2 separate regions of the Homo sapiens genome follow, and region 2 is linked to region 1. The links are chromatin loops, found by intact Hi-C in ENCODE. Cell type or tissue: heart left ventricle. All regions are shown on one strand. Each heading gives the region's core, and the rest is flanking DNA. Links, peaks and the distances in the headings are about the cores only. Region 1 overlaps ADCY9 (adenylate cyclase 9). Region 2 overlaps ADCY9 (adenylate cyclase 9).

The links. Hi-C counts contacts between places; a loop is a spot of excess contacts. Peaks named below come from ENCODE experiments on the same cell type or tissue, not always from the same donor. Only the 100,000 strongest peaks of a DNase experiment are listed, where the experiment ranks them.
Region 2: a loop joins it to region 1, with 2.2 times the contacts of the local background. A loop is called at or near these places in 19 of 110 quality-filtered maps.

Annotation. Positions count from the first base shown.
Region 1 is chr16:4,036,176-4,052,651 of GRCh38, reverse strand. All of the region lies in intron 2 of ADCY9 (adenylate cyclase 9), which reads left to right. It overlaps LOC124900373 (a long non-coding RNA gene), which reads left to right. Exons shown (of 2, transcript XR_007064957.1): 2 at 1-2,380. Among named protein-coding and RNA genes, the nearest start is that of ADCY9, 72 kb to the left of the region's middle. In heart left ventricle, for the core only: no CTCF peak of the experiment used is centred there; no DNase peak of the experiment used is centred there; H3K27ac peaks cover 700 bases.
Region 2 is chr16:4,080,806-4,097,281 of GRCh38, reverse strand. All of the region lies in intron 2 of ADCY9 (adenylate cyclase 9), which reads left to right. Among named protein-coding and RNA genes, the nearest start is that of ADCY9, 27 kb to the left of the region's middle. RefSeq lists silencers at 2,840-3,134, 11,400-11,694 and an enhancer at 11,133-11,856. In heart left ventricle, for the core only: no CTCF peak of the experiment used is centred there; DNase peaks (open chromatin) are centred at 3,613, 6,721 and 10,851; H3K4me3 peaks cover 1,117 bases; H3K27ac peaks cover 3,200 bases.

The DNA of each region.
Region 1 (16,476 bases), core at 3,814-11,813:
CACACTAGTTGTTATCTAGGAATGCGGAGTGAGTGATAGAGGGGGTTTTGGTGGCGTTATATTCTAATTTTGAAGTAAGTTTAAATTTACAGAGATGCTCCCAAACAGTATAAAGAATTCCCAAATACTCTTCACCCAGATTCCCTGAATTAACATTCCGACATGTTTGTCTGTCTGTCTCTCCACATACACACATCCCTTTTTTCCGGAATAATTTGAGAATAGACTGCAGAGAGTGCCTCTAGATTCTCCTGTGTGGGTTTCCTAAAAACAAGGACGCTGTCCCGGATAGCCTGCACCGACCTGCCCAAATCAGGACGTGGGCACTGTCACACCATGCCACCAAATGCAGAGGCCCCGGAGCCCGCCCAGGACCACAGGCGCCGTCTGTGTCAATGGCTCTCGAGTCTCCTTCAATCTGGGGCTGTTCCTTCGTCTCTGTCTTTCACGACCTTGACATTTTTTTAAGAGAACAGGCCAGTTACTTTGTAGAATGTCCCTCGGTTTGGGCTGGTCTCATATTCCTTCATGATGAGAATCAGGTGGTAGGTTCCTGGCAGGAGAGTCCCTGCAGGGTTGTCACGACAGGAACGCACACAGGTCTGATCAGTCCCATTTCTGGAGAAGTTAACTTATCATTTGGTTGAGGTGGTGTCTACCAGGTTTCTCCACTGTAAAATTAATTTGTTGGTATTTTGTAATTATCAGTTAAAAAGTACTGTTTCTGGTGGGGAGATTTTTTGGGGACTCGGAAAATATCCTGTTTCTCATTAAGCTTTTTGCCCATTTGTTTTAGCATCCTGGGATGATTCTTGCCTGAGGGAATTAGTATGAGCATTGCCAAATGGTGATGTTTCTAGTTGCATTGTTTCTTTTGCATTGATTAGTTGGCATTCCACTGCAAGCTGGAGCTTGCCTGCTGTCTTTCTCTCCTTCCTATCAATACACTCATAGACTCCTATTTTACCCATTGGGTTATAATTCATTACCATTATCATTTGCTTCGATACCCAGATTGTCCCAGATTTGGCCAAAAGCAGCGCCTCCAAGCTGGCCCCTGTGTTCTTTTGATGTGTTCATGTCATTCTTTGAGCACATCTTTACTTCTTCTTCTTTTTTTTTTTTTTTTAGATGGAGTCTTGCTCTGTTGCCCAGGTGGGAGTTCAGTGGCGTGATCTCTGCTCATTGCAAGCTCCGCCTCCCGGGTTCACGCCATTCTCCCGCCTCAGTCTCCCGAGTAGCTGGGACTACAGGCGCCCGCCACCACGCCCGGCTAATTTTTGTATTTTTAGTAGAGACGGGGTTTCACTGTGTTAACCAGGATGGTCTCAATCCCCTGACCTCGTGATCTGCCTGCCTCAGCCTCCCAAAGTGTTGGGATTACAGGTGAGAGCCACCATGCCTGGCCAGGTTTTTTCGTTTTTGTTTTTGTTTTTTTTGAGATGGAATCTCACTCTGTTGCCCCGGCTGGAGTGCAATGGCGTGATCATGGCTCACTGAAACCTCTGCCTCCTGGGTCCATGCAATTCTCCTGCCTCAGCCTCCCATGTAGCTGGGATTACAGGCGTGCGCCACCACACCCAGCTAATTTTTGTATATTTAGTAGAGATGGGGTTTCACCATGTTGGCCAGGCTGATCTCCAACTTGTAACCTCAGGTGATCTGCCTGCCTCGTCCTCCCAAAGTGCTGGGATGACAGGTGTGAGCCACTGCTCCCGGCCACATGTTTAGTTCTTGGTTCTAGGCTCACCCGGAACTTTCCTTGCTCCAGCCCTGGAATCAGCCATTTCTCCAATAAGCCCTGGTTCCTTTTAGTAGAAAGTGGTTTTTAGAAACCAGGATCTAAGTATTAGGTGTGTTCACGCTACTGGGCTATTACGGCTACAAGGACTTCTCAAGCAGCGTAGTTAGGAATTTTTTTTTTTTTTTTTTTTTTTTGAGACGGAGTTTCACTCTTGTTGCCAAGACTGGCATGCAGTGGCAGGAACTTGGCTCACCGCAACCTCTGCCTCCCGGTTCAAGCAGTTCTCCTGCCTCAGCCTCCCTAGTAGCTGGGATTACAGGCATGCGCCACCACGTCCGGCTAATTTTGTATTTTTAGTAGAGACGGGGTTTCACCATGTTGGTCAGGCTGGGTCTCAAACTCCTGACCTCAGGTGACCCATCCATCTTGGCTTCCCAGAGTGCTGGGATTACAGGCATGAGCCACCGCGCCTGGCATAGCTAGGAAATTAAACATATGCATGTACTTCCCTACACGTACACATATGTTTGTACATACACACACGGGCACACATGCGTTTGTAGTTCTTTGTATCCATCTGTCCCGCTCGTATCTATGTATCCATTCATCTCATATAAAAATCATGATACCATCCAAGTCAAATGGTTTGTTTCAGCTTTCTCCCCTTTCCTTGGCTGTGCCCCTCTTTTCTAACAATAACAGTAACAGCTCTTATCATATTAACTGTTTTTATTTATTGACCCTTGTATGTCACCAGTCTTCTGACATGCAGGCCATCCAGTCCATGTTCCTGGCCCAGGAACATGGCAGCCAAGGGTCCCCACCCCCACTTCGGCCCCCAACAGTGGACTCTCGGGATAGTTCTTTTTTTTTTTTTGAGACACAGTCTCACTCTGTCACCCAGGCTGGAGTATAGTGGTGTGATCTCGGCTCACTGCAGCCACTAACTCCTGGGTTCAAGCAGTCCTCCCACCCTAGCTTCCTGAGTAGCAGGGACTACAGGTGTACACCATCATGCCCGTCTACTTTTGTATTTTTTGTAGAAACAGGGTCGGTCTTACCTTGTTGCCCAGGCTGGTGGATAGTTCTTTATAGCAGTAGCCTAAACAGAAAAACATATACAACATAAGCTAAGAAAAAGGCCTCCCTTATCGATATTTCTGGGTTAATCTGAAAGATTTTGAAGTCTGGAAGAATCAGCTGGTTGTTGGTAAAGGGACGGTGGACATGAAGGATGCGGAAGGGATGGGTTGGAGGCGGGAGGTGAGTTTCATGTGGTGTTTTTGACTCAGAGGGTCACTTTTATTGTTCTGCCTTGTAGTCAGAAGAAAAATCTTTTCACGTGGTTTCGGCTCAGAAGTATGTTAGAAAGTAGACTACAGAGACTGAAGGTGACATTCCAGAGACTTTTTAAGGATAATCTGGCCAAAGGTGTTTACTATTTGATTAGCCAGCATCCTTGGGCTCGGCTAGGGTCTTGGTCTGGTCTGAGAACATGTTGGGGGATTGTGCCAGTGTCGGTGGTGGGTGCCTGTGCCTGGTCATCTATGGGCAGCTAGGGGTGGGTGCTGCCCCTTCCGACTTTCTCTCCACTGCAGAGACGAAGCCTTCAGCAGCATTTCCCTGGACCCTCTTCTCTCTGGTCCCAGGTCAGGTTCTGTACAGCAATGGAAAGCAGGGGAGAGGATGCCCACGCTGTGCGTGGCCGTTTGGAGCAGACTCAGGGACCAGTGGGACCTCCTCTTCTGGGTGAGCTTGGCAACCACTCTTTTAGGAATTCCAGTTTGTAATGCCTTCCGGGTGAGCCCTGTGAGTCGCTTGCTCTTAGTAGTGTCCTTTGCTGCCCCAGCCTTCTGCTTCCCTGTATTTAAAACCTTTCTGAGCCAGGATTACGATTTCCTGATACCATGACTGACCCTTGGTCGTTATGAGTCCTGATGGTCCCAGGAGCTTTTCCTTCATTTGCTTGGGTTTTGAGTTGTGAGCTGGAGACCAGGGGTTTTGCTTGATGGGGACATTCCTGGCTCTTCTCCTGGGGAGTGACCATGGGCCCTGCCTAGGTGAGATCCTCTGGATTGTGAGGAGGGACTTGAGCAGCCCTACTAGAGTGCCGTCTATGGGAACCCTCAGCATCGCCTGTCCAAGCCAGCATCTAGTGGACGCTCACGCTGTGTGAGACACTGAGCTTATCCAGCAAGGGCAGAAATGGCAGCTCTTGGGAAAGAAGGGAGTGGGGCATCGCTGTGTCTCCTATTATTTGCCATTGTGGCCTCCCTCTCCAGGTGCACCGAGGGGCCTATCTGTGTGATTCTTGCAGGGGTACTGACGTCCGTTTCATCTCACCCGTGTCCCTCTACAAGTGCAGGAGTTGTAGGGCTATGTTATTCTTAGGTAGCTTAATGGATCCATTTTCATAATAAACTCCATTTTATTTTGTTTGCCATTGTACTGCCATTTGCGGAACAAAGAGAAGTTATATAAACCACAGAAGGGGGAGAATGTGACCCAGGAATAAACTGTTGTGTTTCACAGTAAGTGTATGGAACTAATTTAGAATGATTTTTCATTGTCAAACAAAGAACAAATGGAAATTTGAACAATGCATGGTTACTTTTAACAAAGACTTCATTTTAATGTTATTAGTGTTTTCTCATTTTAAAATGGCAGTGCAAATATAACCTTAAAATAGGGTTTATGACTAATTACATTTCTTTTTTGTATGTCTGACAATTTCCAATTATTGGGTGTTTGTGTTCCCCAGCCCACCCTCCCCCAAAAATGACAGGGAACAGAAACCAGTGAAAAGATCTCTCTTTGGCGCCCTTCCCAGACTAGGACCTGTTTTGTTCAGGGTGAGCACAGAGGAGAACTGGGTCCTCTTGTCAGGCTGAAGGGGACGTCACAGAAGCCCCAAGTGGGTCACGGCAGAGCGTCAGCCAGAACCTCCAGGGCTCACTCCCAGGCCTCAGTCACCAGATGCTTCGTGGCTACCTGGGTAAGGGAGGGTTCAGGGCAAGTTAGGGACTGCAATGAGAAAACAACACACTCTGGCCGGATGCGGTGGCTCACGCCTGTAATCCCAGCACTTTGGGAGGCCGAGGCGGGCGGATCACCTGAGGTCAGGAGTTCGAGATCAGCCTGGCCAACGTGGATTTCAACCAAGGACCTGCTTGGTCATAGATTTCAACCGAAGGACCTGATTGGTCATGGATTTCAACCAAAGGACCTGATTGGTCATGGATTTCAACCAAAGGACCTGATTGGTCATGCAGACAGAACTTTGAAGGCTGTCATGGGTTGTGTCCATGTTGTTTGGTTTTCCATCTTGAACGAATACCAGTGTGCGTCTAACAGCTCACACAGAAGCCCATTGGTTACAAAGGAATTGCAATTGTCAATCCAATTGCCCCCCAGGGAGAACTGAAGATTTTTTTAAATAATGTCTTCGTAACAGCTGTGTAAGTCCCCCAGGCCCTTAACTAGAGAAACCACATCACAGAATTTTATTTACTTTATAAATTCTAATATTTTAGAATTAAGATAATTTGTAGTTTAGATGATTTTTGCTAAGCTAGCTCTCTCTTTCTTTTTATCTCTTCCTTTCTCTCTTTTCTTTCTTTCTTTGATGGAGTCTCAAAAAAAGGAGAAGGGTGTCCAAACATCCTGGATGAAAATGGCTCCATGCTGTCATAGAATTTTATTTACTTTATAAATCCTAATATTTTAGAACTTAAAAAAGATACTTTGTAGTTTAGATGGTTATAGTTAAGCTATTTCATTTTTTTTAAAAAACGAAGAAATTAGCATTCAATGTCTGCCTAGAAACAATCTTATATACAGTCCTTATGTACAAATCTTTTTTGTGGAATATGTTTTCGTAGTTTTTTGTTTTTTGTTTTAGATTGGGTCTTGCTCTGTTGACCAGGCTGGAGTCCAGTGGCGTACTTATAGCTTACTGCAGCCTCGACCTCCAGAGCTCAGTCAGTCCTCCTACCTCAGCCTCCCAAGTAGCTGGGACTGCAGGTGCATGCCAGCACACTTGGATAATTTAAAAAAAAAACTTTTTTTTTGTTGTTTTGTTGAGACGGGGTCTCACTTATGTTGCCCAGGCTGGTCTCGAACTTCTGGGCTCTAGCGAAGCTCTTTCATTTTAGAAAAGGATCATGTCACCTCGATATGTGAGGTCTGTGGAAAATCTTGCTTTAAGATGATCTGCGTGAACTAGTAGCTTAGATTATTGAGTCTTATTTTCTTCAGAACTCTGATAGGCACAATTACTAGATTTAAGTTAAAGGGCTGTAAAACAGCCTCAGTACTTTTTCATGAAGTAGACAAGTTTCACAGTGCTTTGGAAATGACTACTAAGCTACTCCCAGCCTGCTCATTGAGAACTCACGATTTCCTCTGGATGAGTGGGAATGTTGTTGGTTCTGCATTTGTCATCAGTGCTTAGGACACACACACACAAGCAACGTGTGCTGGCCCATGCAGTTTTTCCTTATTTACAAAGCTCATGTGAGAATTGTGACTCTGCCCATTCGTGGATCTGCACAACATATGGTGACGAATATAAGTTCGGGGGCGTGGGGGGAATGCGCATGTGCTATGGTTCAGTGCTGGGCACTGGGTGTTGTGGTTCAGTGCTGGGCACTGTGTGCCGTGGTTCAGTGCTGGGCACTGTGCTGATTGCTTCTGCGACTCCGGACAGATACTTAAGGCTCAGCTCAGGTTCGTCATTAACACGAATCACAAATTCAGACCTGGTGCCGTGGCTCACACCTGTGATCCCAGCACTTTGGGAGGCCGAGGCAGGAGTATCACTTGAGCCCAGGATTTGGAGGCCAGCCCGGGAAACATAGGAAGACCCCCAACTCTACAAAAAATATGAAAAAAAGTTTAGCCAGGTGTGGTGGTATGCAACTGTAGTCCCAGCTACTGGGGAGGCTGAAATGGGAGGATCGCTTGAGCCTAGGAGTTCAAGACCAGCCTGGGCAACATGATGAAACCTCATCTCTACAAAAAAAAAAAAAAAAAAAAAGAAAGAAAAAAAGCATGGTGGTGCATGTCTGTAGTCCCAGCTACTCGGGCGGCTGAGGTGAAAGGATCACTTGAGCCAAGGAGGTCGAGGCTGCAGTGAGCCAAGATCGCGCCACTGTACTGCAGCCTGGGCAACAGAGTGAGACCCTATCTCAAAAAATTCACAAGGGTTTTCAAAGCTAGTTACTGCCTGAGACCATCTTCCCCTCTTGGATGGATGCAGCAAATTGGGAGGCAAAATTATTTGGCTCTTTTTTTTTTTTTTTTTTTTTTTTTAAGGCAGAGTCTTGCTCTGTTGCCCAGGCTGGAGTGCAGTGGTCCGATCTCAGCTCACTGCAACCTCAGCCTCCTGGATTCAAGCAATTCTCCTGCCTCAGCCTCCTGAGTAGCTGGGATTACAGGTACACGCCACCACACCTGGCTAATTTTTGTATTTTTAGTAGAGACAGGGTTTCACCATGTTAGTCAGGCTGGTCGCGAACTCCTGACCTTGTGATCTGCCCGTCTTGGCCTCTGAAAGTGCTGGGATTACAGGCGTGAACCACCGTGCCCAGCCGCGTTTGGCTCCTTCCTAACTAAACAGAGATTAAACTGTTTATTGTTACCTGGGCTTTCATTTTTTCATAGCAGTCACTTTATTTTCATCTCTTTGTCCTCAGCTTCCCCTCAAATATTTGTCAAGTGTCTACCAAGGCTGGGAATGATAGTAAAAGGAGTTTAAAAAACAAAAGAGGCTCTAAAAATGGTACTAGACTCTTCCATTCAGGACTTTGTCCAAAGCCTCACTTTATAATGCTTTTGTGATTTATCCTCATTCCCATAAACTCAGATGATACGAATTTATACGAGTTTGCATTAATAAATATTTCTTGCATGCTTGTCTTATCAACCATACCGAGCCAGCACAGCCTCATCTCGTAAAGAGTTGGCAGTCACGTGCGGGAGCCGGGAGCCCGTTGCTGTGAGGCCGGGAAGTGGATTGTTGGTCTGGGGAAAGATTTATTTTCTGGGGGCAAAAGAGGCGGGGTGGAGAGTCCCTCCGCCTGCCTGGAGTGCTGATGTGGCCTCAGAGCTAGGTCCTGAAAAATTGCTGGGATTTAGATGCAGGCTCTACATGTAGAGAGATTGTTTAAATGTATAATGGTTCAGAAGTGACACTCTCTTGCTATGTTTCTCTGAAAATAGATCAGCCTTCTCTGTTGGGATCTATGAAGCTCCAGAGATAAAACTGATATACATTAAAGTGGCTCGTGGTTAAAGGAAGTATGTTTGTTAATATTAAACCGAGGTTTCTCTGGTAACTAGATTTTAAATGATTTGATTCCATAGGTTTATAATGGAGAAATCCAGATCTCCAAAATGTAAGTTTTACTATATGGGAAGCCTTTTTTTGATTTCCTTTGCTGTGTTTGGTAAATAGCCTGGAAGAAAATGGCTCCGTCCTATCACAGAATTTTATTATTTACTTCATAAACCTAGTGTTTTAGAATTTTTTTTTTGTTTTTTTGTTTTTTTGTTTTTTTTGAGATGGAGTCTCACTCTGTTGCTCAGGATGGAGTGCAGTGGTGCGATCTCAGCCCACTGCAACCTCCGCCTCCTGGGTTCAAGCGATTCTCCTGCTTCAGCCTCCGGAGTAGCTGGGATTACAGGCACACACCACCACACCTGGCTAATTTTTGTATTTTTAGTAGAGATGGGGTTGCACCATGTTGGCTAGACTGGTGTCGAACTCCTGATCTCAGGTGATCCGCCCACCTGGGTCTCCCAAAGTGCTGGGATTACAGGCATGAGCCACCGTGCCTGGCCTAGAATTTTAAAAAGATTCTTTGTAGTTTAGATGGTTCTAGTTAAGCTATTTCATTTTTTTAAAAAGGAAGAAACTAGCATTCAATGTCTGCCTAGAAAACAAAAATAAAAAAACAACAAAAAAGGAAGAAACTGAGGTCTGTGGCACTTAAGTGCCCCACTCAAGGTTGCAGAGTTCCTAGTGATGTTATTTTTTAATGAACTTTTCTTCTCCTTCTCTTTTTTGTTAAATTTTGGCAGACTGTTTTACCAAAGCCTAACTGTACTTTTCTTAATTAACTTTGGAATGAATTCTGGATATACTCATTCCAGCAATGCACAGAAAATTCTAGGCAAAGAATAAAAGACTCCACATTGTTTATTATTATTATTTTTGAGATGTAGTCTTGCTCTGTTGCTCAGGTTGGAATGCAGTGGCGGAATCTTGGTTCACTGCAACCTCTGCCTCTCATGTTCAAGTGAGTCTCCTGCCTCGGCCTCCCAAGTAGATGAGATTACGGGCAGCTGAGATTACAGGCACGTGCCACCATGCCTGGCTAATTTTTGTATTTTTAGTAGAGATGGGGTTTCACCATGTTGGCCAGGCTGGTCTCGAACTCCTGACCTCAAGTGATCCTCCTGCCTCGGCTTCCCAAAGTGCTGGGATTATAGGTGTGAGCCACCGCGCCGGGCCAGACTCCACATTGTGAAAAAACGAGGGAACCGCTTCTGATTTTGCTCCAGTGGTGTATTCCTCTGTCTTGTTATAATGCTTTATGTTTACATATAACACATTATACGATTTTTAAAGCAACCCCACAGGGAAGAGTTTTAATTTTTTGTTTGTTTGTTTTTGAGACAGAGTCTTGCTCTGTCGCCCAGGCTGGAGTGCAGTGGCGCCATCTGGGCTCACTGCAAGCTCCGCCTCCCGGGTTCACGCCATTCTCCTGCCTCAGCCTCCCAAGTAGCTGGGACTTCAGTCGCCCGCCACCACGCCCGGCTAATTTTTTGTATTTTTAGTAGAGATGAGGTTTCAGCATGTTAGTCAGGATGGTCTCGATCTCCTGACCTCGTGATCTGCCCGCCTCGGCCTCCCAAAGTGCTGGGATTACAGGCGTGAGCCACTGCGCCCGGCCGAGTTTTAATATTTTTAGTCCTGTTTTACAAAGGGGAGAAACGAAGCACAGAGAAGTTTAGGAACTTGCCCAAATCATACAGTTGATAAGTTAGCAGACCAAAACCGGAATCGTCCAAACGGAGTGGCAGCCAGAAAGCATTTTATAGGTAAAGTCACATCCTACACTGTAAATAAAAACCTCTTGGAACACAGAGTTCGCCAGGTGGCTGTTGGATTTTCATGTCAGCGCTGGTCTAGCTCCGTTTTGCAGGATTTTTTGTTGTTGTTATCACAGTATATTCTAAAAATAACTATATGTTCATTTCCACTCTTTCAGATAATTAATATTTATAAATCCTAGTCACTAGGAAATATAGTTCAACCAACAATTGAATGGAATGCAGGTCCTCTGGGAACTTATCTAAAATTAAATCCTATTTTAACAGAATTAGCTAGATTAAGGTCATGGTGTAAAAACTGATTTTTCAGAAGGAAATAAAAATGCAAAATATCCTAAGAATTCATTTTGTAAATAATTGAATCAAATAACAATGGGGCGGGGAAGAAGCCATATATTTTTCCTCTCTTTTTAGAAATGAATTGAAGGCCAGACATGCTGGTTCACATGTAATCCCAGCACTTTGAGAGGCCAAGCGGGAGAATTGCTTAAGCCCAAGAGTTTGAGACCAGCCTGTGCAACATAGGAAAACCCTGTCTCTACAAAAGAATTTAAAAACAGCTGAGTCAGCTGGGCGCCGTGGCTCACGCTTGTAATCCCAGCACTTTCGGAGGCTGAGGTGGATGGATCATAAGGTCAGGAGTTTGAGACCAGCCTGGCCAACATGGTGAAACCCCCGTCTCTGCTAAAAAAACAAAAATTAGCCAGGAGTGGTGGCGGACGCCTGTAGTCCCAGCTACTCAGGAGGATGAGGCAGGAGATCTGCTTGAACCCGGGAGGCAGAGGTTGCAGTGAGTCGAAATCACACCAGTACACTTCAGCCTGGGCGACAGAGCAAGACTCCGTCTCAAAAAAAAAAAAAAAAAAAAAACTTAGCTGGGGGCAGTGGCACATCCCTGAGGTCCCAGCTACTTGGGAGGCCGAGGTGGGAAGATGGCTTGGGCCCAGGTGATCGAGGCTTTAGTGAGCTGTGATTACTCCACCGTACTCCAGCATGGGCAACACGGTGAAACCTTGTCTCAAAAAAAAAAAAAACAAAAAAAATCAGATAAATAAAAACAAAAAATTGTTTAGACTCATGAATCATCAACTTTTTCTTTTTCTTTGCCCATTTTCTTTTTTAAGTATTAGCTTGGCATTAAAGCAGTAGTATATGAAGATGGAATTTGCTAGTACTTTATTTGTGATTCCAGAGTTAAATGCTACTGCAATCAAGTCTTCCTTGAATTTAGCAATAGATTTAAAAGTTTAGAAAGAGCCTCTTTTTTTTTTTTTTTTTTTTTTGGTTTTAATACGGGGCCTTGCTTTGTCGCCCTTGCTCGATCGCCCAGTGATCTCAGCTCACTGCAACTTCTGCCTCCTGGGTTTAAGTGATCCTCCTGCTTCAGGCTCCCAAGTAGCTGGGATGACAGGCGTAAACCACTACGCCCAGCTACATTTTGTGTTTTTAGTAGAGACGGAGGTGTCACCATATTGGCCAGGCTGGTCTCAAACTCCTGACCTCAGGTGATCCACCTGCCTTGGCCTCCCACAGTGCTGGGATTACAGGCGTGAGCCACCATGCCCAGCCCAAGTCTAGCTCTTTAGAAGGAAAAAATAAGGGTAGAAATTCAGAGAAGGATGAGTGTGGAGTGGCTTCCTTGCTCTATTTCTAGAATATGCCATTTCTTGGGAAGTCTTATGACCCTGCTGGTCTTTAATGTCCCCTATATGATTTTCCTCCCTGGGCTTTGATTCTCTGCTTTATCTCCTGTGGTCTTTTCCATCCAGAAATTTTGAAGGGGTATTTACCTTCAACTTAAAACTGACTACTACAGGTAAGTAGTGGCCCTGCTGTTTCCACCCTCCCATGTCTACTGGAAGCAGAATTGTTTCACCTGTCTCGTTGGAAAATCAAATGAGGTAATGGAAATGAAAAGTACTACACAAGTGTGATTATTAAAGACAGTTCAGTCAATAGGTGAAAAGACTCGTGTAGATACTTTATTTAACCTGGAATCAATGTCTTATACTCAGTAGACACTCCTTAGATGTGAGTTTAAAGATGTCATTACTCCTATAATACCAGCACTGTGGGAGGCCAAGGCGGGTGGATCACCTGAGGTCAGGAGTTCGAGACCAGTCTGGCCAACATGGTGAAATCTCGTCTCTACTAAAAATACAAAAATTAACCAGGTGTGGTGGCGGCTGCCTGTAATCCTAGCTACTCGGGAGGCCGAAGTGGGAGGATCGCATGAACCCAGGAGGTGGAGATTGCAGTGAGCCGAGATTGCGCCACTGCACTCTAGCTTGGGTGACAGAGCGAGACTCTATCTCAAAAAAAAAAAAAAAATTAAGAAGATGTCATTTTAATGAGCAGTTCTTTGTTAAGTAAAGAAGAAGAGGAAACCAGGAAATATGATAGTGCTTGGCCACCTCACCAAGTGTTTGTCTTAAAAGAAGCTTTCTTGATTAAGTAAAAATTTAAAAGGAAGGAAAGAAAAACCCAACCTCACCGCAACAAACTACCCTAGTCTGAGGTAATTGTGTAGTGTAATGTCCCTACACCTGAATTTTTCATGCACCTGCAGATTTAGGGGCTCTGCCTATCTTTGAGTATAAATGTCCACTGAATTATTAGCAAAATGATTTGTTCTCAGAAACCAAAATTTTAGCCTAGATGAATGCCGCCATTGGAGTTATTTATATGAAAAGGCGTGTTAAGCTCAATGGTCTTCTCTTCTCTTCTCTTGTTTTCTTTTCTTTTGGATTTGAGACAGGGTTTTGCTCTGCCACCCAGCCTGGAGTGCAGTGGTGCAATCATGGGTCACCGCAGCCCCTACCTCCTGGGCTCAGGTGATCCTCCCACTTCAGCCTCCCAAGTAGCTGGGACTACAGGTGTGCACCATCATGCCCAGCTAATTTTTGCATTTTTCGTAGAGATGGGATCTCACTATGTTACCCAGGCTGGTCTTGAACACCCGAGCTCAAACGATCCGCCTGCCTCGACCTCCCAAAGGGCTGGGATTACAGGCGTGAGTCCCTGCACCTGACCTCAATTGTTCCTTTCAGCAAAAGTAAAATTTTAACTTTCAAGGGTGCAATCCTGCTTTTTTTTTTTTTTTTTTTTTTGAGACAGAGTTTCACTCTTGTTGCCCAGGCTGGAATGAAATGGTGCGATCTCGGCTCACTGCAACCTCTGCCTCCCAGGTTCAAGTGATTCTCCTATCTCAGCGTCCCGAGTAGTTGAGATTACAGATACATGCCACCGTGCCTGGCTAATTTTTGTATTTTTAGTAGAGATGGAGTTTCATCTTATTGGTCAGGCTGGCCTCGAACTCCTGACCTCAGAACATCTGCCTGCCTCAGCCTCCCAAAGTGCTGGGATTACAGGCGTGAGCCACCGCACCTGGCCTGCAATCCTGCATTTAAAGCATTTTTAAAGTGTCGTTGGAACACTTAAAAAGACAAGAATTAAAACAGTAGCAGAACACCTAAAATGGCAAGGAAACGGCATGAGGGCGTGTAACACAGAAAGGGGTGGGTGTTTGAGAAACAGCACCGCAAGTACGTGGGGAAGCGGCAAAGATGGAGGACATGGGAGATGGGGGTGGAAAGGGGCTTGGGGCCTGGTAGTGAAAGACTTTGCATGCCACGTTAGAGTCTCTGCTCTGTTCTGTTAGCAGGAGTTTGTAGTAGTACCTATTCACAGACTGGTGCGGGTTAACTGTGAGGGTAATGCGTGTAAGGTGCTTAGAACAGTGTTTGACACATAATCCGTATTCTCTAAATCTTAGTTGTAGGAGATGTTGTTGCTATTATTTTTATAAAAGGGCAAGCATTACGAGTTTCAGAGCAAGGCTTATGGGGTGATAATATAATGGAGGATGAATTGGAAGAGGAGAAACTGGAAGCCTGGAGAATGGTTTGGAAGCTCTTTGCTGGGGCCCGAGAGACATTCAGGGTTCAGGCAGTGGGAGTGGAAGGAAAGTAGTGGATTCCACAGCGAGACTTGGCAGGGCTTGATGGTGAGGGAAAGGAAGGAGAAGAAAGTGACCTGGAGGCTTCTGGTTTGGATGGTTGGGGAGTGATGACCCCGAGAGAAGAGAGGAGAGAAACAGGGTTGTGAGGATGAGACCCAACTACTCTGTTCCTCTTTTCTCAACTGAAACCATGCTGACTTCATACTGCAAAGAGTGTACAGCGACACGGTATCTCAGTCCGTTTTACTGCTGCAACAAAATACCTGCAACTGGGTGATTTCCAAACAATAGAAATTTATTTCTTACAGTTCTGGAGGCAGTTCTGGAGGCCGAGAAGTCCAGGATCGAGGCCTTGGCATTGGGTGTCTGGTGCCATGTCCTCACATGACAGAAGAGCAAAGGCTACGGACTCGTTCCCTCAGGCCTTTCATGCGGTTGCTCACCCCTAAGCCCTCTCGTATTAGGGTCTTCATCCCATTTGAGAAGGTGGAGCACTCATGACTTCTTCCTTACCTCCTAAAGACCCCACTGCCTTTTTTTTTTTTTTTGAGACAGAATCGTACTCTGTCGCCCAAGCTGGAGTGCAGGGGTGCAATCACGGCTCACTGCAGCCTGGACCTCCTGGGCTCAGGCGATCCCCCCACCTCAGCCTCCCTTGTAGCTGAGACCACAGGCGTGTGCCACCACGTCTGGCTCATTAAAAACAATTTTGTTTTTGTAGAGACGGAGTCTTCGCTGTGTTGCCTAGGCTGGTCTTGGACTCCTGGACTCAAGTGATTCTTCCACCTCAGCCTCCCAAACTGTTGGGATTACAGGTGTTGAGCCACTGTGCCAGTAAGACCCCACTTAATACCATCCCTTCGTGATGAAGTTTAAACACGTCAATTTTGGGGGACATTTAGACCATAGCACATAGGTTTCAAAAATGAGTCAAAGCCTTAAATGGATTGTCTCTTTTCTAGTACCAGCTGATAGGCCTCACGTCTGTTCACTGCCTTCTGATGCTCCTCCTTAACCCTGTGTAGGACTCTGTAGTACAGGTCTCCGCTCAAAGACAGTTGTAAACGTGGCACAGTTAGTCAAGAGCATTACAATAAAAAATGCTCAGCATCACTCATCACAGAGAAATGCAAATCAAAACCAGAAGGAAATATCACCTTATGCCAGTCAGAATGGCTATTAGAATTATATGAGAATAATATTAAGAAGTGGGGTCTTACTGGGCACAATGGCTATTATTAATCCCACTACTAGATATCTACCCAGAGGAAAAGAAATCGATCTATCAAAGGGATACCTGCACTTGTATGTTCATCACAGCAATGTTGGCAATAGCAAAGGTATGGAATCAATGTGGCCATCATCGAATGGATGGGTAAAGAAACTGTGGTATATGTATATGCAGTGGGATACTGTCCAGCCATCAAGGGGAACAAAACCCTGTTATTTACAATAACATGGATGGAACTGAAGGTCATTATTATTATGATTATTTTTTATTTTTATTTTTTAGAGAAGAGTCTTGCTCTGTTGCCCAGGTTAGAGTGCAGTGGCACAATCATAGCTCACTGCAGCCTTGACCTCCTGGGCTCAAATGATCCTCCCACCTCAGCCACACGAGTAGTTGGGACCACAGGCATGTACCACCATGCCTGTCTAATTTTGTTTATTTTTTGTAGACATGGGGTCTCACTATGTTGCCCAGGCTGGTCTTGAACTCCTGGGGCTCAAGCGATTGTCCCACCTTGGCCTCTCGAAGTTCTGGAGTTACAGGCATGAGCCACCATGCCCAGCTTGGAAGTCATTAAGTGAAGGAAGCCAGACACAAAAGACATATTGCATGTTCTTATATGTGGGAGCTAAAAGGTTTGATCACATGGAGGTAGAGAGTGGCAAGAAGGGTAACAGAGGCTGGGAAGGGTGAGTGGCGGGGAGGAGAAGGGTCAAGAGAAGTCGGTTAAAGGGTACCATCATGCAGTAACGTAGAAGGAATAAGTTCAAGGCTTGAGAGCAGAGTAATATTATTCTAATATTATATATATTCTCACCTAACAAAAAATGTATTGTGGCTGGGCATGGTGGCTCCCGCCTATAATCCCAGCACTTTGGGAGGCCAAGACAGGCAGATCACCTGAGGTCAGGAGTTCGAGACCAGCCTGGCCAACATGGCGAAACCCTTTCTCTACTAAAAATACAAAAATTAGCCGGGTGGTTGGTGGGTGCCTGTAATCCCAGCTACTCTGGAGGCTGAGGCAGGAGAATTGCTTGAACCTGGGAGGCGGAGGTTGCAGTGAGCCGAGATTGCACCACTGCACTCCAGCCTGGGTGACAGAGCGAGATTGTCTCAAAAAAAAAAAAAAAAAAAACAAACAAACCCCAAAACCAAAATGTATTGTATTTGAGTGATGGGCACCCTGAATGCCCTGACTTCATCACTGCGCATTATATACATGCCATAAAATTTCTCACATACCCTCCAAGTTTGTATAAATAAAAAGGGGGTGTTGAATACAGACTTTCAAAGAAAAAGCATTCTGCTCAAAACTCATAAGGGGACGTGGTGTGTGTGTGAGTTCTGAAAGAAGTTTGAAGGACCAGGGTTGACCACATGATCACGGGAAACAGCAGCTCCTGGGTTGCTTCAAGGTGCTGT
Region 2 (16,476 bases), core at 3,523-11,522, 45 kb before region 1:
GAGGGCTGACCAGCGCATGGTGCCTGGGAATGTGAATGGGCCCAGGGGCGCCAGAGTGTGGACAGCTTGGGACTGTGGGCTCCGAGGTGCTGCGCTGAGGGCGTGGGGCGCAGGGCAGAAACACAGAGGACTGAGTGCTTAGGGGAGGCCCAGGAAATGTGGGGTTGAACGGCCTAGTTCTGGCAATTGTTTTTAAGCTTTGTAAGATGGAGATTTCAAGAAGTATATTTATCTTAATAATATTGTAGCTCCTGGTAATTCTTATTTGATTACCATTTATACACATGGAAAACCAGCATGCCTGTTTCTGGCAAAGCTCCAGGGTAGTCTTTGTGCATAATTTCCAGGATTTTTATGTAATGCTATTAAAATCTGTTCTTTTTTTTTTCCCCCTTCCAAAGCGGGGAAAAAGCAGCTTTTGAATCATTTATTTTCGTGTTTGAGTTGTTTGGGAAATATTAACTACATTTTCTAACACTCTAGCCTGGAGAAAGGAAGAAACCCCACATGCGTGTGATTTATTTCCTTGTGTATGGATATTAAATGCAATATACCATTAAGGCTATGACACTTTAAGTGAAAGTGTTTATTGCATGTTGATTCAGTTAGTTCGTACCCTATTGTGTTACTATTTAAAGTGTGGATTGCATCGCATTCTGGAACTTCATAAATGAGTTCTTTTTCCCATAAGGAAAGGCCACTGCTTCTGATGTTCATTAATGTGATTTTTGTGTGTGTGAATGAGCTGCCTAAAAACTGGGTGTGGTGAGGGTGGTTTCTGAAAGGGAAGCACTTTTATAGCATGATCTTATTTGAAAATTTAATTTGTTTTTGTAAATTAGCTTTTGGTCTTAATACATTTCCTCCACTAACAAGCACTTTTGGGCAAATAATTTAATCTCTCTGGTTCTGCTTTTTTCATATTGGTAAAATATAAAGTTTGAGATAGATATGCTTAAAATCTCCACCATTGTCTAAGTATAGCTGAGATTCTCACGTGATTGGGACATAGTGCTCATTCTTAATTTGAAAAGTGTTTTTTTCTTTGTCCTCTTGTTTCAACTACGAACTCTCATTTAGACACATTTAGCATAGGGAAGCTCCGATTTATAGAGCCACTAAATTGCAGGGCGTGTGTGAGATTTGTAACTTCATAAAAGATTCTTTACTTCCTTTAAATATAAATACGTAAGATTGAGTTCTAGAAGTATAATTTACACATGGTTTCCTGAGGATCACGTTTCCTGAATAAAGCAGGGTATCGTTAGAGGAACCCCATTTGATTTTTTTTTTTTTTTTTTTTTTGAGATAGAGTCTTGCTCTGTCACCCAGGGTAGAGTGCAGTGGCGTGATCTCAGCTCACTGCAAACTCCGCCTCCTGGGTTCAAGTGAGTCTTGTGCCTCAGCCTCTCGAGTAGCTGGGACTATAGTCATGCAACATCATGCCCGTCTAATTTTTGTGTATTTTGTAGAGATGGGGTTTCATCATGTTGCCCAGGCTGGTCTTGAACTCCTGAGCTCAAGCAATCCAGCTGCCTTGGCCTCCTAAAGTGCTGTGATTACAGGCGTGACCCATGGTGCCTGGTCTGGGAATCCTGTTTGATTTTGAAAGTCTGAGAAACACTTTTGAAATGGCTTGGAGAAAATGTGAAGTGAATAATTATTATTTTTTTAATGTGCTTCAGTTCCCATGTGAACATTATTTTAGAGAGAGATTGGAAGGTTAGTTGCCAGTAAAATGAATTTCACTGTGTTGGCAAGTTTTTCACTCGTAGGACTGAGTGAATCCTGGACTGACAGTGTTCTTACCGATGATTCTGTTGAGGAAGGACTTGCTTGCTCTTGTTGCTCTTGACGGTGAGCTTCTGGATCTACTGGCCCTATATTGAGTGTGCAAGGGGACGTGTTAGTCCTCTAGTTGTCCCCCACATTAATGCATCTGGAAAGTGTCTACCTTAGATGTTGTAATTAGAAATTAGAGGGCTGGGCGCGGTGGCTCACGCCTGTAATCGCAGCACTTTGGGAGGCTGAGGCATGTGGATCACCTGAGATCAGGAGTTCGAGATCAGCCTGGCCAACGTCCGAAACCCTGTCTCTACTAAAAATACAAAAATTAGCCGGGCATGGTGGTGCGCACCTGTAATCCCAGTTACTCAGAGGCTGAGACAGGAGAATCGCTTGAACCTGGTAAGTAGAGGTTGCAGTGAGCTGAGATTGCGCCATTGCACTCCAGCCTAGGTGACAGAGACTGTCTCAAAAAAAAAAAAAAAAAAATTAAATGTCATCAACATTGAAAGGAAACTCTTGGATTTTGTCAAAGATTTATAAAAAGTTTTGAATGATTTTATTTTTTTCATTCAGAAGCATAATTTCCCTCTTAAAATCCCTGATGTGGATCATTTGGTTCCCTGTCATTTCCATTTTCTTTGTTCAGAGTGTCTCTTCTGGATCTCCTGAGTTTCTGTGTGTGTTTTCTTCCTTTTTGCTCAAATGATGAGCACACATGAAAGCTTTTCCTCCTTTGCCTGGGTGAGGCGGTGTTCCAGGTGTGATCTGCAGTGCCTGATTATTATATTGTATTAATCTCCTCAATTTTATTTTCTGGCTTGTCTGCATTTTTCCTTTTCTTTCTTCTCCCTTTTTTTTTTCTTATTAGAGATGGGGGTCTTGCTGTGTTGCGGGGCCTCGAGCGATCGTCCCACTTTGGCCTCCCAAAGTGCTAGGATTACGGGCGTGAGCCACAGCGCCTGGCCTCCTTTTCTTTATAGTAATTTGAATGTGGTGATTTTAATCCTCCATGGTTTTCTTATCCTTCCTCAACAAACAGCAAAGAGGCTGCTGGAAAGCCACATGACATTTGCTGTGATTTGCACGGCTGATGGGAAAACACTACTTGGTTCTGAAGGACAGGGTTGTCATTGGATACCTTTGCCCTCTGACCCGAGTGAGAATCTCACCTGGACAAAGACCCGAGTTGTGAAATCACACAGAGAAAGTGTGATTCCGAACCTGCTGCTGTCCTGTGCTTCCTGAGGACAAGTGAGTGACTGACTCCGTGTGCCAGGAACTGCAGGAGGTTAAAAACTTTCAGAACTACCATGCAAATAAGAAATTTCAAAGGACTTTTCTCTAACACACATTTCATAGTGAACGTCTCAGCTGGATTAACATAATTAACGCTGTGTTCTTTCTGGCTCCTGAAAGAAATTGTGATTAGGAACACTTTCAGGGCTGATGAGTCTAAGGTATCAACTTTGTCCCTTCTGCCACTTGAAGTTCAAATGGAAATGTTTGCTTTCATAGCTCCAGTCATGATGTTACTGTATTTAGTAGCTATTAAGTTTCCAATTCCATAGACTCCTGGGAGAAGTTCCAGTTCGCACTAAGGCTTCTGTTGCATTTAGCACCACTGCCTATGGTGTGTGGAGCTTTCCTGAACAAGTAATAGCAGCAAGGTTCTTAGCTTAGTAATAATTTTAAGCTATTCTTTGATTTTTTAAACAATTAATTAATTAATTATTTTGAGACAGCGTCTGGCTCTGTCGCCCAGGCTGGAGTGCAGTGACGTGATCTCAGCTCATTGCAGCCTCCGCCTCCTGGGCTCAAGTGATATTCTCCAGCTTCAGCCTCCTGAGTAGCTGGGACTGCAGGCGCATGCCAACACGACTGACTAATTTTTGTATTTTTTGTAGAGACAAAAATACTTTTTTTATGTAGAGACAAAAAAAAAGTTGAATGATAAAATCTTTTATTACTTAATAATATACTTTGATTGAGATTTAGCCATTTCATTTTCACTAGTGTCCAGACGTTTTCCTGAAAGGCGTGATTCCATGAGATTTAATACTGAATTATAATTTGATGTAAATGTTTTATATAATCAGTTGTTTGTTTTTAAACAGTAGCCTCTTTTCTAGGCCTGCTCTAGGTTGATTAAATATTAAGTTTTCTGATCAGCCAGATCCTTAATAGAGAGCTTCGGGGACAGCAAATGGTTGAATATGAAACCAACCTCATTTGCCATGTTGTTAGATATAAATGTCAGTGATAGCACTTTCTGGATGGTTGAGTTTTCTGAAGAGCAGAGGATTTTCTCTTTTAATCAATCAGATAATTTTCTGTTTTAACCAATTCAAACATTTGATTTTATGTTTCTGAAATAGATAAAGCACTTTCATAAAAATGGACTGTGCCAAATAAGAGGTAATTTTCTTGATGACTCAGTTATTTTTGCCTCTTGTTATTTGGCTTTTACTAATATAGCAATTTCTCTATAAAAATAGGAATCTTTGCTTTTTTAAAAAAACTGAGATCATTCTGTTTTTCCAGTTCTTACATTTTAAAAAATAATTTTTTTGGCTTCTTTTGCTATCCATGTATGTAGCTGTTGGTGTGCTTTCCTGTATCACATTTGCTCCTGGTTTTTACTTCGTTACATTAAAAAACCAAACCAACAAGTAATTAAGCTCGTTCAGCCTGCAGATATCGTTTGATGGAAAGGGCTAAGGAGTCAGCCTTTGTGCAGGTTTTTAGTTGTCAGCTATAGTCTGAGTAAGTGAGGTTGCTAGGTACAGGCGTTCAGGATGTGTAAGATGTTATTACAGTTATTTTTAGTGTATTATTAAGGGGGAGGAGGAGAAAGAGAAATTTGAATCAAATTTGTGTCTTATTAAATAGGACACGTTTTCCATAAGACCAAAAGGGCATTTCTTTTGCTTATGTACTAGAAATAGAAAATGGAAATTAGATATTAGATTGTATAATCGAAAGTCAATTAGAATTAATGAACAATTCTATAACTAGTTATACTGTAAGCTAAAATGTGAATGTTAAATTAGGGAAGTATTGATTTTTATGAAAATTTACCAGAATTTCAGGAAAGGACTTTGCTTACTTTCCCAAGAAACGTCTGGTAGGAGTCACTGTAGAAATTTGGTGTGTTCTGTACAACACTGCCCAGGAGGAACTGGCCACATTTCTTCCTACTTGGTTCTTTTGTTTGTTTGTTTTTTGAGACAGGGTCTTGCTCTGTTGCCTAGACCGGAGTGCAGTGGCACGATCTCAGCTCACTGCAACCTCCGTTTCCTGGATTCAGGCAATTCTCGTGCCTCAGCCTCCCAAGTACCGGTGATTACAGGCACCCGCCACCACACCTGTCTAATTTTTTGTATTTTTAGTAGAGACAGGGTTTCACCATGTTGGCCAGGCTGGCCTTGTACTCCTGGCTTCAGATGATCTGCCCGCCTCGGCCTCCCGGAGTGCTGGGATTACAGGCGTGAGCCACAGTACCCAGCCTGCTTTATTTTTAATTGAAGCTAAATTCACATAACTTAATGATTTTTAAGGTGAACAGTTCAGTGGCATATCGCACATTCACAGTGTTGTGCAACCATCCCCTGGGTCTAATTCCGAAGCGTTTTCATCACCCCTAGAAGGAAACCCTACACCCACTAAGCAGCCACTTCCCAGCTCCCAAGCCCTAGCACCTGGCAGCCGCTGTGCTGCACTTTGCATCTGCAGGATTTACCGAGTCTGGGCGTTTCTTATACTTGGAATCGTAGGATACGTGGCTTTGTGTGTCTGGATTCTCTCGCTCAGCATGTTTCCAAGGTTCATTCATGTTGTGGCATGGAGTAGTACCTCCTTTTTGTTATGGGTGCATAAAATTCCATTGTATGGATAAACCACATTTTGTTTTTCCATTCTTCCATTGATGGACATTAGGGTTGTTTCTGCCTCTTGGCTATTGTGGATGGTGCTGCTGGGAACACTCGTGTACACGTTTTTGTTTGAGTATCTGTTTTCTCAGTTCTTTGGGGCACATACCTGGGCATGGAGTTGCTGGGTCACGCGGTAACTCTGTTTAACTTTTTGACAAACCTCTGCCACTTTTAAAATGAGGAACTTGGGCTGGGTGCAGTGGCTCACGCCTGTAATCCCAACACTTTGGGAGGCTGAGGCAGGAGGATCACTTGAGGTCAGGAGTTCGAGACCAGCCTGGCCAACAGGGTGAAACCCCGTGTCTACTAAAAATAGAAAAATCAGCTGCGCATCATGGCGCGTGCTTATAATCCCAGCTACTCGGGAGGCTGAGGCAGGAGAATCGCTTGAACCTGGAAGGCAGAGGTTGCAGTGAGCCGAGGTCATGCCACTGCGCTCCAGCCTGGGTGACAGAGTGAGACTCTGTCTCAAAAAATAATAAAATAAAATAAAATAATAAAATAGGAACTTATATGAAGACCCTGTAAAAAGTTACCTGTGGCAGTCCGATGTTTTGGAAAACATCTGAAAGCTTAGGTCAATTTGGTCATAGATGTGGCTGGCCATTATGTTTCTTGATTGAAATAATTACTTTGTTCACTACCATTCGGAATAGTTTTGTGATTAGGATAAAAATTATAATGTAGATATAAGAGCCTAGAGACTCTTTTTATATGAATGCATAAGTTTTGGCTGTTCCCTTCAAATTGGCATGAGGCTTGGCAACACTGGAATTGTGTGTTAGATAAACAGTTGGTATCTAGGGCAAGCTTGAAAAAAAAGTAGTATTTAAACATTGACCAAAAAAAAAAAATCTCAACAACTCTAGGAACTTCCTTGTTCAAATGAATCCACACCGTCTAAATACAGCGTGATAAAATTAGGCTTCCCTCTGGTTTCCGTGGGGTCGAGTGAGCCCTGAGCGTCTCGTGCCCAGCCAGGACTCTGCCTGCTGGCTGGCTTCGGAGCACAGGGAGGTGGGACGGTTTCCACGGCCAGCAGTGTTCCCACAGCACTTCCTTAATATAGAACGTTTTTAAAAGCAGCGTTGGCCACAGAAAAAGCTCAACTCCCAAACACTGTCATCAGTTCATAGTTCATTTTTATTTTGTTTTCATGTTGTTAAAACAAGAAATAGCATGTAAACATGTCTGCATTACCGAACATCAGTAGTGTTTAGGATAGAAGAGGAACACATTGAGTTTCTAAGTAGAAAAAAAATCTGTTCATCCTTAAAGGCAAAGGAAGGGGCAAGGTCCCTCCTTGAACAACTGGGTGAGGTTGGACGCCTCCAGCTGTATTTGCTAAGTTGGGCTTGGAAGTATCCATAGGGCGTGGGGGGCCTGCTCCAGGGCTGACCTCAGCTGGAGTCCCCTCCAAGTCAGGGGTATCGCTCGGCACACATTTGTATGAGTTCACCTGAAAAGTGCCCTTGTTGGGGGAGCTTGGAATGGCCTGTAGGGCAGCTGGGTCACAGTGGCTGCCGGGGATGCCTGCCAAGCTGTTAAGCAGCCCTCGGGCCCACGGAGTCCCAGCAAGTGTGGTTTACTGTTTGTTAGGATGTAATTCAAGCCTGTGGGTAGGTAAAACTACCCAGGATTAAGGGGGGTTGGCTTTTCCAGGGAACAAAAGGATCCCACCAGGGAGAGGACTGTTCTGGGAAGTGCCCTGGTCCCCTGTGGCCAGGCTTGATTTGCTCTCTCTTTGGAAGCCACCTTGGCACGCAGGCACTGGTGGAAAATTTTGGAGTACCTGCTGGAGGTTGAAGATGTGAGCACGAAGAAACCATGGTCTTGTCTCGGGAGCCTCCCAGACTTTCCCCTTTACGGCTGGTGAGAACGTGAAATGGTTCACTTGCTGCAGAAGACAGTCTGGCAGGTCCCCAAAAGGTTAAGCACGGAGCTACCGTAGGGCCCAGCCATGCCACTCCTGGGTTTGTGCCTAAGAGGTGAAAAACACACATCCACACAAAAACTTATAGGAATGTTCATAGCAACATTATCCACAATTGCCAAAAAGTGGAAACAGCCCAAATGCCTGTCTGCTGATGAACACATAAACAAAACAAGTAACACATCAACAAAACGTAGCACCTCTGTAGGATAGCATACGATTCAGCCTTAAAAAGGAATGGAGTTCTGATACATGTGACAACGTGGACGAATACTGAAAACATGCCCAGTGAAAAAAGCCAGACCACAAAGGCCACGTTTCGATCGCTTGAGCCCAGGAGTTCGAGACCAGCCTGGGCAACATGTCAAAATCCTGTCAACTCAAAAATTAGCCAGGCATGGTGGCATGCACCTGTGGTCCCAGCCCCTCGGGAGGCTGAGGCGGGAGGATCACCTGAGCCCAGGAGGTGGAGGTTGCAGTGAGCTGAGATTGCCTGGGTGACAGAGCAATCTCTGTCTCAAAACAAAACAAAACAAAAACCCAAATGCCACGTTTTATATGATTCCATTTCTAGGAACTCTAGAACTACAGGCAAATCCATACACACAAAGTAGATTAGTGATGGCCAGGGCTGGGGAAACTGAAGGGAAATGGGAGGTGACCGCCGATGGGTATGGATGGGGTTTCCTTTCGGGGTGATGAAAATGTTCTCGAATGGGCTATGGTGATGGTTGCACAACTCTGTGTGCGAAACCTCCCTGAATTATAAACTATAAACGAGAGAATTACACAGTATATGAATTCTCTCTATATAAAGCTGTTATGAAAAGCGAACCTACCAGACCAACATTAACAATTAGAGTATATTGTAGTACAAGACAGTTGTAGATTGGCAAGATAAGATTGGACATAGAGATTTTGTAGATTGTGGAGCGGAGAGGGATGAGGTGGACGGTGCTGTTACAGCCTCTTAGGAGGGACAGAGATCCTGAGGTGATCACCGAGCTTCAGGATCTTGTTCATAATTTTGAGATTAAGAATCTTGGTTTGGAATCCCATGCCTGTCATCCCAGCACTTCGGGAGGCCAAGGTGGGCAGATCGCTTGAGCTCAGGAGTTCAAGACCAGCCTGGTTCACATGGTGAAATCCTGTCGCTGCAAAATGCAAAAACTAGATGGGAATGGTGGCACGTGCCTGTAGTCCCAACTACTCTGGAGGCTGAGGTGGGAGGGTCGCTTGAGCCTGGGAAGTTGAGGCTACAGTGAGCTGAGATCATGCTGCTGCACTCCAGCCTGGGCAGCACAGCAAGACCCTATCTAAAACAAAGACAAAAACAAACCAGAATCTTCATTTCCATCAGTCTTCAGAACTGTGTGAGTTTAGGAGTTGTGATTCATGCTGACCATGAGACCGATGTATAAAGCAGGTGCCAGTGTATTAAGTTACTTTGGGGAATATGATGTACTTTTCCAGTGGCTGGAATATTAATATCTACTTCCCAAGGCAGTTCCTCCATGAGATCAAGGTATCTGTGAGGCCTCATTAATAGTAACAAGTTAGCCGGGCATGGTGGCACATACCTGTAGTCTCAGCTACTGGGGAGGTTGAGGCAGGAGCATTGCTTGAGCTCACACTGCTGCACACCAGCCTGGGTGACAGAGTGAGACTCTGTCGCAAAAAAACAAAAAAAAAGAAGAAGAAAGGAAGAAAGAAACGAAAGAAAGGGAGAAAGAGAGGGAGAGAGCGAGAGAGACAGAAACAAAGAGAAACAAAGAAAAGAGAAAGAAGGAAGGAAGGAAGAGAGAGAGAGAAAGAAAGAAAATAAATAGTAACAGGATTGCTTCAGGACTGTAGTATCCGAGCAAATAGTAACAGGATTGCTTCAGGACTGTAGTATCCGAGCAAATAGTAACAGGATTGCTTCAGGACTGTAGTATCTGAGCAAAGGATCTGATTTGATCCAGCACATCCCACGAGGGACTGAGTGTTTATGCCCACAGACTCAGTGCCCTCCCTGAACTGTGCAGAGTAAACTCTGCCAAACTCTTAGCTGTTGTTGTTCTTCTTTTTTTTTTTTTTTTTTTTATCTTTTTGAGATGGAATCTCGCTCTGTTGCCCAGGCTGGAGTGCAGCAATGTGATCATAGCTCACTACAGCATCCACCTCTTGGGTTCAAACAATTCTCATGTCTCGGCCTCCCAAGAAGCTGGGATTACAGGCATGTGCCACCACATGTGGCTAATTTTTTGTATTTTTAATAGAGACAGGGTTTTGCTGTGTTGGCCAGGCTGGTCTCGAACTCCTGGTCTCAACCAGTCTGCCTGCCTCAGCCTCCCAAAGTGCTGGGATGACAGACGTGAGCCACCGTGCCCGGCCTTCCTTGTTCTTAAAGAAGGAGATGTTACAGAACAAACGAATCTCCATACAAAACAAAACCTCACCATAAAAGAGGAAACTCCCTGCTTCATGAGGGGTGCAGGTAAATGTAGAAACGCTCACCAAGAAAGCCAGAGTGGATTTCACATTAATAGAATGCAGGTAAAAGACATAACTTGTTGGGATGTAGGGCGCAGTATCAGAATGGAATAGGGTTCAGGTGAGCTCCTAGGATGGCAGGATTTGAAGAAGGAGCAGCACCTTGATTAGGGGAGAATGAAGAAGCTTTGGAGGGCTGGGCGTGGTGGCTCACGCCTGTAATTCCAGCACTCTGGGAGGCCTAGGTGGGCGGATCACCTGAGGTCAGGGGTTTGAGATCAGCTTGGGAAACATGGTGAAACCCCATCTCTACTAAAAATACAAAAATTAGCCGGGCGTGGTGGCGCATGCCTGTAATTCCAGCTACTAGAGAGGCTGAGGCAGGAGGATCGTTTGAACCCAGGAGGCAGAGGTTGCAGTGAGCCAAGATCATGCCATTGCACTTCAGCCTGGGTGACAGAGTAAGACCCTGTCTTAAAAAAATTAATAAAAATAAAAAACACAGTCCAATTTTTTTGAGCTAATTATGGAAGTATTAATGGATAAAATCTACATTTTGTACTGGTGCTGAGAGTGAGCTGTCCCCTAAGTAGATTATGTTTCATGATTCTGTGTCAACTTTCTCTGGGCTGATGGGCCCTCTTTGGACACTGACGTCTCCTCACGTCCATGATCCCTCCTGGGTCCGTGCCAGCTGCGCGTGTCATCAGAGCGGAGCGTGCGCTTGTCCTTCATCACAGGCCTGGGTGATGTGTGGCTGACATGCGTCACATGGGATAGGCTCTCCGATCTCAGGGCTCGGGCTGCCACCCCTGCCACGTAGTACATGGCATGTGGCTGATTCTCCACTTGCTTGCAATGGACCCTCTGTGGAAGGCACCGGAGAGGCGGTTTCCCTGTCTCTTCTCCTCCTGTGTTGCCCTCCTCCCCCTCGATAGATGTGACCTCCCTTCCAGCTTTGTGCCAGTGTCTGGCAGCACTTGATTTTTTTTCTCCTTGTCCTTCATCTGTTTTCATTGCGTCGCCACCTTCCCCACCCCCAAGCAGCATCCTTCTGCCCCTTGGTGCTCTCCGCGCGGCCGTCTGCCTACCTGTGAGTACGCTGACCAGGGCTGGTTGACTGCCTACACATTAGCGGAGTCTTTCTCATTTTTTAGGGCACAGTAGATACTCAGCGAGTGTTGTTTTTTTTTTAATAATTATGCAATAAATGAATGGATGTCCGCACACCACCCTGAACACCAGCACCCACTGGTCATCCCTGGACACGCATGGGTGGAAGGACCACACTGGTTGTCCCTGGAAGAGTAGCTCACTCTCGAGCCTGCACCGATGTCATCTGAGTCAAAACACAGACGTCTGGGCCCCACCCTAGAGAGTCTGGCTCAGCGGGTCCAGGGTGGGGCAAGAATGTGCATTCCTGCAAGTTCCCAGGTGATACTGAGGCGGCTGCTGGGGGGATACCATTTCAAGAAGCACTGCTTGGAGGCAACGCAGACCTCTCCCTCTTCGACGAGGTCCTGTTCACTTCCATGTAACCAGTCAGGGTTGGAATCCCACATGGAGTTCCCCTCCTTTGGTGACCCTCTGCTGCAGCTCTTGGGAGCCTCCCCTTTAGATGAGTTCCTCCCTGCTCTGACCAGGAGTTGCTTTTTCTATACCACCTCAGCTGATGGTGTTCACACACACATTCATTTAACACACATTTACGGAGGGCTCCTGGGGGCTGGGTGCACACACTTGGTGCGGCTCTCTTTTGGAACCTGGTGCCTTCTCTCTCTCCTTCATTTTTGAGGCAGAGTCTTGCTCTGTCGCCCAGGCTGGAGTGCAGTGGTGCGATCTCGGCTCATGGCAATCTCTGCGTCCCAGGCTTAAGTGATTCTTCCACCTCAGCTTCCCAAGTAGCTGGGATTATAGGTATGCGCCACCATGCCCCGCTAATTTTTGTATTTTTAGTAGAGACAGGGTTTGGCCATGTTGGCCAGGCTGGTCTCGAACTCCTGACCTCAAGCGATCTGCCCACCTTGACCTCCCAAAGTGCTGGGATTACAGGCGTGAGCCACTGCGTCCAGCTTCCAGTGTCCTCCCTTTCAGCCTCTGGGTGTTGCCAGCCAGTGCCACCACTCAGCACTGTTTATACCTAAGGCACCAATGGGTAAATGGAGAGACAGGCGTCTGAAGACTTTTAAAAATGTGTACTTTATTTGGCTGTAGCTAAACCAGTTAGAAGGCCGGGAGTTGAAGTTGATATGAGTATCATAAATGCGCAAGTTAAGTAGTTACTTAAGAAGTCACAGGAATATGGGTCGTTCCTTGTTGGGTTTCTGATAACTAGCAGGCGGCTCAGTTTGGCTATGTTAATAACAGAAACACAGAGATTGCCACTGATTCTATCACATTTCCTGTTTGTTTGTTTTTGTTTTTGTTTTTGAGACAGTCTCACTCTGTCATCCAGGCTGGAGTGCAGTGGTGCAATCATGGCTCACTGAAGCCTCGACCACCCAGGCTCAAGTGATCCTTCCACCTCAGCCTCCTGAGTAGCTGGAGCTAGAGGTGTGCACCACCTAATTTTTAAACTTTCTGAATTTTTTGTAGAGATGGGGTCTCACTGTGTTGTCCAGTCTGGTTTCAATCTCCTGGCCTCAAGCAATACCCCCACCTTGGCCTCCCAGAGTGTTGAGATTACAGGTGTGAGCCACCGTGCCCAGCCAACATTTCATTTTTTAAAAAATGCTTTATTGAGGCTGGGCCCGGTGGCTCAGGCCTGTAAACCCAGCACTTTGGGAGGCTGAGGCAGGCAGATCACTTGAGGTCAGGAGTTCGAGACCAGCCTGGCCAACATGGTAAAACCCTGTCTCTACTAAAAATATAAAAATTAGCTGGGCGTGGTGGTGGGTGCCTGTAATCCCAGCTACTTGGGAGGCTGAGGCAGGAGAATCACTTGAACCCAGGAGGCGGAGGTTGCTGTGAGCCGAGATTGTGCCACTGCATTCCAGCCTGGGTGACAGGGTGAGACCCTGTGTCAAAAACAAAAACAAAACAAAACAAACAAAAGAAAGCTTTATTGAGATGTAATTCACCTGTCACCCAGCCTGGGTGACAGGGTGAGACCCTGTGTCAAAAAGAAAAACACAAAACAAACAAAAGAAAGCTTTATTGAGATGTAATTCACATGTCACACAATTCAGCAGTTTAAGTGTACAGTTCCTATACTTTGACATCCATCACTACAGACAATTTGGGGACGTTTTCTTCACTCGACAGAGAAGCCCGGCACACCCGAGCTGCCACCCCCAGTGCTCCCAGCCCCTGGCAGCCCCTAAGCTGCTTTCTGTCTCTTTGCATTTGCCTGTTCTGGACATTTCATAAAAATGGAATCACATCATATGTGGCCCTTCATGACTGGCTTCTCTCACTGAGCCTAATGTTTTCTGGGTTCACCCATGGTGTAGCATGTATTAGTGCTTTCTTCCTTTTCATGGCTGAATAATATTCCATTGCGTTTTGTTTATCTTTGTTGATTATCCATTCCTCAGTTGATGGATATTTGGGTTGTTTCACTTTTTGACTATGATGAATAGTGTTTCTATGAATGTTGGCAGACACGTTTTCCTGTGGACATATGTTTTCATTTCTCTTGGGTATGTACCTAGGAGTGGAATTGCTGGGTCATATGGTAACTCTGTTTAACTTTTTGAGGAATGTCTGGAGTTTGTTTTAAAGTGGCTATGCCATTTTCTCTTCCCACCAGAGTGTGTGCGGGCCCTGATTTCCCCACGTCTCCATAAACACTTGCTGCTGTTCGTCTTTTTTATTATAGCCACACTAGTGGAAAGACACTTTTGTATCCCACACAAACAGAAAACTTATGTATAGGTGATTTTTCTAAAAAAAAGACTTTATGTTTTGATAAAATAAGCATGTTATATTGGTTAAGATGGTTTTTGTTGTGAGTTAACGAAAACCTAACTAAAATTACCTAAAACAAACAAACAAAAAAACGCATTTACTATCTCATGTAACAAGAAGTATGGCAGTTCCAGGGTTGATTAATTCAGAGGTGTGATGACATTTCCAGGACCCCAGGTGCTTTTCATCTTTGCTCTCTGCTGTCTTTGCCACGTGGGAGATGTCTTCCCTTGTGGCACAAAGTGGCTGCAGCCATTCCGAATGACACAGTGATATCTAGTAAAGAAGAGGGGCTTTTCCAATCCTGCATGTCTTATTTTACTGGCATGGAAACTAAGCAGACATCTCTCAGCTCCCTTTGGCCAAGGCGGGGCCATGTGCCACATCCTCCTTAGTTACTGGAAAGGGGAGGGAAGCCCCATTGGGGTGAACTTACCCTGCTCCAGCTACTTACTGCGGGTGGGCTGTGTGTGCGCATGCATGGTGTGTGTGCGTGTGCGTCCATGCGTGGGTGTGCATGTGTGTGCGTGCATGCGTGGGTGTGCATATATGTGTGCATGCATGCATGGGTGTGCATGGGTGTGCATATATGTGTGCGTGCATGCGTGGGTGTGCCTGCATGTGTGTGTGCGTGCTTGCATGGGTGTGCCTGTGTGCATGCATGCATGTGTGTGTGTGCGTGTGTGCATCTCCTTCCTAAGCAGGTAGAAGGGAGATACCCCAAGCAGAATCAGGCTTCTGCTGGTAAGGAAGGTAGGTGTGTGGGAACGGGGAGGACATGAAGAAAGAAAATGATTCTTAGGGATGCAATGCATTAGTGGCTGTGACTTTAGTTAAAACATAGAATTTTGTTTGTTTTTTTTCTTTTGAGACAGGGTCCTGTTCTGTTGCCCTGGCTGGTGTGCAGTGGCAATAGTGGCTCACTGTAGCCTTGATCTCCTGGGCTCTAGCCATCCTCCTGCCTCAGCCTCTTGAGTATCTGGGAATACAGTCGTGTACCACCATGCCTGGCTAATTTTCAATTTTTTTTTTGTAGAGACAGGGTCTCGCTATGTTGCCGAGGCTGGTCTTTAACTCCTGGTGTCAAGTGACACTCTTGCCTCAGTCTCCCAAAGTGCTGGGATTACAGGTGTGAGCCACTGCCCAACCTTCATGCAGCATTTTAAAAAATGAAAATGTAGCTGCTTGTTCTAGGAGAAACTTGTGAAATTGGATCATTTAACCAACTCTGCCTGTGCGTGACTTGCCTTCAGTTCTCCAGCTTGGCCTCAATCCCTTTTTCTTGCTGCTTGGAACCCACATCACCACCAGTGACCTCACAAGGCAGTGCCCCTCCGCACCCCTCCCTTCTCCAAGACTCCCCCGCCGCCCCCTTTCTTGCTCTTACCCACACGCCACTGCAGACACAGCGCCCTCCTCCCCTGCTGCCCCCCTCTTGCTCTTACCCACACGCCCCTGCAGACACAGCACCCTCCCCCCACCCACCGTTACACCCTCTCTTGCTTTTACCCACACGCCCCTGCAGACACAGCGCCCTCCTCCCCTCCTGCACCCTGGGGGCTCCCCGCATGTGCTGTGATGTTGAACATGTGGGTGTCAGGATGAAAGGAAGAAATCTAGATTTGATGTGGTGGGAGGTAAAAGCACTCTCGAAGGCTTTCGAGCTGGGCTATGACTGTCAGGATGAATGTGGTTTTAATATGTGGAAGAGATTTATTTCTTTAATAGTCACCTGTTAAGAGTCTTAGATATCACTGATGTGTCTTGTTAAGAAACCTTATAACAAACGTATTTCTTAAACTTACATCTGGAGCTCTGCAAAGCATTAGCTGTTCTGCAGGAATGACAGAGGGTCTCCTGTGCGGCCAGCTCCTCTGGAGTCAGGGAGCCATGGAGCCACTGCTGGTTCTGAGGATGGTGACAGCAGGAGGTGGAGATGGCTTCATGATCTGCTGTGAGCAACGTGCAACCTTCTCCCTGCTGTTAAGTGACTAGAATTCCCAGGTGCCGCCTGCTGATTAGTTCCAGTTTGTGTTCCACGAGAGCAGATGTGTGTGAGGTGCAGGGAATGCCCCGCTGCGGGAGATGGTTTTCTCCTGCCACCGTCCCTCCCCAGGCCACACCATCCACACACATGAGCACGCTCGTCTTCCTTTCTCATAAAGCACAGACCTAGAAATATTTCTCGGTTTAAAAATAGTGTTTTCCCTACCTCGAGTCAAGGTTCAGTTCTCATCTCTCTAATTTTAGTTCCTTGTTTTTATGAACTTTGAAATGTTTTCCTTAACCAGAAAACAGAAAAAAGCAATCCCAGAGACAAGGGAAATTTCTTGCTCCATTTCCCTGTAGTAAAGGCATTTCTATGTGAGATTTTCTTTTTATCCTGAGCAGGTTATCAGAAACCAAAATTTTGAATTAGGAGTTTAAAGAAGAGGCAAG